Regions from separate parts of the Homo sapiens genome. Here region 2 is linked to region 1. Evidence: chromatin contacts called from ENCODE Hi-C data. All regions are on one chromosome and are shown on one strand. The core of a region is the stretch at or near the end of the contact, and the rest is flanking DNA. Distances in the headings are between cores, read along the strand shown.

Region 1 (3,239 bases), core at 615-3,114:
CCTCCGTGCAGCGGATCAGACCCGGTTCCACCGGCTGAGCCCAGGGCGGGCCTATGGGATCCGCTGATGCGCAGAGGGACTTTGGAAATAATCAGAGCGAAGCCCTCGGCCAAGCGGGAACGGGTGCCCGGTGGCAACGAGTACGTGGCCCCAAAGCGGGAAAACGGAAGAAGAAAAACCTCCCGCGGGGACTCGAGGCGGGTACGCGGCTCACCCGCCCTTTCGGGAACCCCCAAGCGCGTCCGAATCCGCCCCGAGGCGAGGCGGGCCGGGCCGTACCTGCTGCTCCGTCCCCGGCTCCGTCCCGGGCTCCTGGCGGCTGTCGCTGCGGTTCCTTCCCGCGGGCCGGGCCCCTTCCCTGCGCCTTCGCCGCCTCCTCGCGCCTGCCCGGGGCCCGCAGCCTCCGCACCGGGAACCCGGAGGACCCGAGGCGGGCGCAGGGGCGAAGCCGGGGCCGGGGAGGGGCCGCCTCGCTCCGGGTTCGAGACGGAAGAAACACGCGGCGCAGGCTCCGGAGCGACGGCTCCGACGGGGACCCGTTAAATAATTTATTGATGATACAAAGCGACTCGCGCCCACCCGGGGCCGCCCCCGGATTCTGCAAAAATAGATTCGCCCCCACCCCGCGGGTCCTCACAAGGCGTCCCCCGCGCCGCCGCCGCACGGGCTGACCAGCGCCAAGTTCGAGGGTTTGTGCTTCTTGAGCAGCCGCGTGATCTTCTCGTCGTCCGAGTTGGGGTCCAGGGGCCGGTTGTATTCGTCGTCGTCCTCCGCGTCCGAGCCGCCCACCTTCAGCTTCTCGGCGTCCGAGTCCTGCTTCTTCTTGGCCGACGCCATCTCCACCGCGTGCCGCTTGCGCCACTTGGTCCGGCGGTTCTGGAACCAGACCTGGGAGTGGACGGGGCGGTCAGGCGGCCGCGGGGCCCGGGGCTGGCGCTGGGGCCGTTCGCAGGACGCGGGCCCCCGGCTCTGCTCTCCCGAGCCCCGCCGCGCTCACCTTCACCTGGCTCTCGGTCATGCCCAGCGAGTAGGCGAGACGCGCGCGCTCCGGGCCCGCCAGGTACTTGGTCTGCTCGAAGGTTTTCTCCAGCGCGAAGATCTGCTGGCCCGAGAAGGTCGGGCGCGAGTGCTTCTTCTTCCCGTCCTTGTCCAGGACGCCGCCGGCCGGGGCTGCAAGGGAGGGGAAGGGAGGGAGGTCAGCGGCCGGCGGGGTCCCCCTCCGCGCCCACCCGCCCCGCACCCCCCGCGCGGGCCACTCACCCGGGCCAGCCAGACGCGGGTCCCTCCAGGGCGCGCCCTGCACCACGCCGGGCCAGAAGATGGGCGGGCGCCCCGGCAGCTCGGCCAGGGGCTTGGGGTAGCCGCGCGCCACAGCGGCCGCGGGCCCGAAGTAAACGCCGGCGGACGACGCGAGCCCGTTGAGCCGGGGCAGCCCCCCCAGGAGGCCCCCGCCCGCCGCGCCCACGGGCCGGCCCAGGATGTCGCTGATGCCGTGCGGGGTCCCGAGCGGGAGCTGCGCGCCCAGGCCCCCCAGCGCGGGCGCCTTGAAGCCGGCCGGACCCTGCAGCGCGTAGGGGAACAGCGACGTCTTCATCTCGGCCATGTTGTGCAGCGCGGCCAGCGGGGCACTGCTCAGCACGAACGCGCCCGGGCGGTTAGTGTCCATGGGCGCCGCCGCCGCCGGCCCGGGCTCCCATCCGGGCCCCGCCGCCGCCGCCCCTGCCCGCCGGCCCGGGAAGTTTGCGCGCGGCCCGGGCGGGCGTCGGCTGCAGCGCGGGGCGCGGGGCGCGGGGGGCGGGCGGGCGGCTCCGGCGCGGGGCGGGCGGGCGGGCGGCGGCGGCGGCGGCTCCGGGGCCGGTCGGAGCGGCGCCGCGCGGGACGGACGCGCTGATAACGGGGGCTCCCCGGGGCGCGGCGCGCGCGCTGATTGGCTGCGGACCCCGCGGTCCGGCCATTGGCCGGCGCCCCCCCCCCGCCCGCGCGCCCCCGCCGGCCGCGCACTCCATGAAGGGCCCATTAGCGCGGCAGGTGCCTCCCGGGCTGTAAATTCGCCCCGATTTATCTCCCCGGGGACGAAATAAATCCAGCTTGGATGGGAGTGTAGTTAGGCAAAGGTTTTCATGCGAAATCAGGAAAAAATACGAGAACGTATTTTATTAACGGAAAGAATGCAGATTTGAGGACCCGCCCGCGCGCTCGGAGCGCCCCACTCGGGGAAGAGTCCCGGCCCGCGTCCCAGTCGCGACTGCTCCGCCGCCCGTGGCTGGGGTGGGTGTGAGCGGCAGCGGACGCCGGCGGGGAACGCGCTCCGGGCAGGTCGGGGCCACAGGAGGGCGGAGGACGCGGGCCTCGAGTCCACGGAATCCACGGGCCTCACGGCCGGGCGAGGCTCGCACGGAGCTGCCTCTGGTTTCGCCGACACGCGGCCGGCGCGGTGGAGGAGTGAGGCAGGCGGGAGCGGGGCGGGGAGGCGGGTCCCGGGACCACACGCGCGGCTCGGCACTTCCCCGTCATCGGCCTCCAGGTCTCCCGCTGGGGGTCCCCCAGGATGTGACCTGGGCCCACGACTTCGCCCACGGGCCGCCTCTCGCGAATCCCCGGCCGGGAGAACAGAGACCAGGACGGCCTCAGCGCGGAAGCCCTGTCCAGGGCCCGAACGTGGGTGCGGGCTGGGGGCGCAGCGGCAGAAACGCGGCCTTAGACGCGCGCGGGGGGCCGGTGTCCCCCCCGCCCCCACGGCACCGGGAGCCGCTCGCTCATCCATCCCGCAGACCGGGCGGTGAGATGACTCCGAGCCCCGCGCACGGCGGCCGCGAGCAAACGCTCCGACGTCTGTGGTGACGTCTCGTATTGATTTAGGGACACGGGGCGGCTGTGGCTGTGGCCCACGGCTCGTGGGGAGCCCGAGTCTGTGCGCAGGGAACGCCGCTGCGTGGCCTCTCTCGGGCCTGTGCCGCGGAGGAAGGCGGCGCCCGGGGTTCGGGGCCGGGGTCTCACGTCCGCCCCCTCGCCCCCCTCCAGCGTCCGTTTTCGTTTTGTGCAGGTCGAGGCGGGGACTTGGCGCCGTCGGCCGCTCCTGGATGGCGGCTTGGAAAAGCCACCTGCGGCCAAACTCCGGGGCAGTGGTGCGGCCGCCGGGTGTGTGCGCGCTCGGGGCTGCCCCGGCGGCTTCCGGCTCCACTGAGGTGCAGCCCCGCGTTCACGGGGGGTTCGCTTCCCCCGTCGACTCCGCACTCGAT
Region 2 (3,199 bases), core at 357-2,856, 72 kb before region 1:
ATATGCATGTGTGGGTGCATGTGAGTGCAGGTGTATGCATGTGTAGGTGTGTGTGTAGGTGCATGTGTCTGTGTATTTGGGTGTGTGCATGTGTGCAGGGGTGCACTGATGCATGTGTGCATGTGTGTGGGGCCTCGTGTGGGTGCATATGTGTAGGCTTGTGTGGGGGTACGTGTCGATGTGTAGGCCTGTGTGGGTGTGCATGTGCCTGTAGGTGTGTGCATGTGTGTGGGTGTGTGCATGCATGGGTGTGGGCGTGTGGGTGTGTGGGTGCATGTGGATCTGTGTGGATGCATGTGTGCTAAGGTGTATGCATGTGTGCTGGGGTGTATGTATGTATGTGTGCGTGTGTGTGGGTGTGTGTGCATATGTGGGGAGAGCATATGCACGTGGGTTGGATATGTGTGCAGGTACATGTGGGTATGTGTGCATGCAGGTTGTGGGTGTGTGGAGTGCATGTGTATGTGTGTGTGCGGGTGTGTGTGCATTTGTGGGTATGTGCACATGTATGTGTGTAGGTATGGGTGTGCACACGTGTGTGTAGGTGTACAGGTGTGGGTGCATGTGCACATAAGTGTGTACCTGTCATAGCTCAGCACTGTGCATCCTGAGGAAGGGGTGGAAGGCTGCATTCTCCAGTAGGTGTGGCTCCAGGGGGAGTTGGAGCTGATGGGGCCCCTCCTGAATGCTGGCTCCGTCTGCTGCTGTGGTGAGTGTGGCCTGCGTGGCTCCTTGCCTGCCGCCTTCACGATCCTCCCGGGTTCCCCACAGGGCTCTGCACAAGGAGTCTGGGCTGGGCTCCCATCCCTGTGCTGTTATTAGCGGGTATATGGCCTTGGCTCTCCTCTGCATCTGGCCCTTGCTGAGGGCCCTGAGGCGTGGCCCCTTATCCCCTCTGACCGCCCCTGACCTCCGTCTCCAGAGTGATGGAGCCCTGGTCCCCTGCCACTAGCCTGGTCCCGGGGAGGGTGGCAACTGCGAGGCCTGGGTGCTGCTGTGCTCGTGGCCACACACTGAGGCCGGCCCTCAGCCCTGTGCACGGCCACACCCTCTGCAGGGGACCTGTCCGGCCTCCCGGATATCTCTGGAGCTGGCACTGACACCGAGGCAGGGATCGGTCTGAGCCTGGGGACTGTGCTCTCAACTGCCCACCGTAGGGAAGCAGCACAGGTGGGGGATGGGGGCCTGGGGCTTTGTCAGCGACAAAGTGACTGATGACCGCCTGTGCCCTGGGCGCCCTCCCTGGACAGCATGTCAGTCGCCCAGGGAGAAGGGCCTCACCCACAGGAGCGGCGCGGTTCTTCCTGCCTGATCAGCCCTCGGCTTGCAGGCACCAAGCGTCTCGGGGACCTCCCACGGAGCCCAGGAGCAGGGAGGGCCCTGCCGTGTCTGCTGTTGGGTCTTGGTGACAGCGGTTAGGTTGTCAGCATGGCATGGCATTAAAATGTGTCATTGCCCCTCGCTGCCATGGCTCCGCGGCCTCAAGAAAGCAGCCTTTGGGCTTTTGGGCCACTTTTCTGCGTCTCTGCATTCCCATGAATGGCTCCTGCGGCGCGCTCAGCCAGCCGCAGATCCGGACCTCCGCGGCGTGGGGCGGGCCGCGCAACACAAAGGGCGGCTCTGTCGGAGTCTGGAACAATGGGTCGCCCTTTCACCGCGGCTGCTAACCTCTTGGCAGCCACCAGCAGACCACATTCTGCTGTGCGGATCGGGCAGGACAATGCCGCGCGGCCTCTGAATGGACGCTGCCACCAACGGGGCCCCATTCACGGCGTTGGGAACCGGGCGCACATTGTCTGCCCCGCAGGGAGACAGCGAGGAGGCTCCTGCAGCCTCTTCCTGGTTTAATCTCCCCGCGCGGCTTCCCAGGTCCATGTCCCGTATCAGCTGCGGGGCCGGCAGCACCAGGCCCAGGAGGGAGGGCAGGTCCCAGCCCTGGAGGAGGATGCAGGCCAGGTTAAAACCCAGAGGCACCGTAGGACCTTCGCACCGTTGCTCTAAACCTAAACGCATTCCAGAGTAGGAAGATGATTGTAAAACAACTGAGAGACAAGCTCTGAGTTAAAGTCTTCAGAAGCAGCCCCAGGGCGAGTGCTGCGGGGTGCCTGCCACCACCACAGCCAGTCACAGGGCTCCACTGGACTTCTTATCACAGATGCGAACCTTTACTTTTTTGTGTGTAATTTTTGAAATTGTTGCTGTTAACCTCTTGTTATGAGAAGTTTAAAAAGAAGACAAATCCCTAATGAGTGAGGAGGACCAGGCTCTGGGCAGGTGTTGGCGGCATCTGTGCTGGGCTGGGGTCCTGGACCCTGGGTGAGGCCGGGCCGTGCACACCCTTGTGTGGCTCTTGGAGGCGCCGAGCACTCAGCCCGTGTTGGGGGCAGCCCCGGTCCCTCTCCTGGACACACAGGTCAGCCCTTGGGGGGCATCTGGGGGCTGAGCCAGAGGTGCACGTCAGCCTTCCTAGGCACCATCCACTGAGGCGTCCCGAAACCTTCCTGAGCTTTCAGCTGGAAAGGAGATTTTCCCATAAGTGACGGGACTCTTTGTCTCCCCTCTGAAATGTGGCCTGGGCTAGTTCAACAGAAACATTTTACATTACAACTGTGAAATCTCGGCATAAAGCACCCCTTTGTCCCCCCATTATTTTCTCACAAATACAGTCCATTGTCATGGCGCTGAAGTTAATTTGATCAACATTGGGACATTTAACTTTTATGTCCAGTCAAAAGAGTTGTTTCATGCTCATTTTGGGCATTCAAAGGAAATGATTGCCAGAAAAATAATGTTCTTCTGAACAATTCCAAGCAATTAGTTTCCCAGGGAGAGGTGACGTGATGCCCGCGCCCCAGCCCCGCTTTGTGGCTTTATGGAGGGCCATCAGTTAGCTGTCAGCCGCTCAAAGAGCCCCCAACCTAAATGTTTCTCTTTAGACGTTCCCAGAACTTGCCTTGCTGTGCAGCCAGTAAAGAAAAGCTGCTGCGTCTCCAGGCAAAGGCAAACTCGGCATTAAAGATCTGGGTCACCCTGAGCGCTCCTGGCCACAGGGCTGGTTCTCGCGCTCCTCACACTCCCGCTGGCCTCGGAGAACAGCTCACAGGCTCTTGCTGGTCGTGGGCTCGTCCCAATCAGGCTTTCTCAGACTCGGAGACCTCAGGGTGGCCGAGGTCATGTGTCTGTGGAGCCCACCAGGCAC

What was found. Hi-C counts contacts between places; a loop is a spot of excess contacts on that map. Pooled maps may share reads with other maps.
Region 2: a pooled map shows a loop between it and region 1 (4-fold over the local background). The contact joins the enhancer-like site here to the promoter of NKX6-2 in region 1. A Hi-C loop is called at or near these places in 1 of 168 maps with a recorded cell type or tissue (mesothelial cell of epicardium) and 3 of 50 pooled maps.

The regions. Positions count from the first base shown.
Region 1 is chr10:132,784,283-132,787,521 of GRCh38, forward strand. It overlaps NKX6-2 (NK6 homeobox 2), which reads right to left and starts at 1,865. Exons shown (of 3, transcript NM_177400.3): 1 at 1,261-1,865; 2 at 998-1,170; 3 at 1-888. The coding sequence starts at 1,666. The coding sequence ends at 634.
Region 2 is chr10:132,712,690-132,715,888 of GRCh38, forward strand. All of the region lies in intron 8 of INPP5A (inositol polyphosphate-5-phosphatase A), which reads left to right. Among named protein-coding and RNA genes, the nearest start is that of NKX6-2, 72 kb to the right of the region's middle. Within about 2 kb of position 1,607, at least 2 of the 41 ENCODE cell types and tissues checked have a DNase peak (open chromatin) inside an H3K27ac peak, as active enhancers do.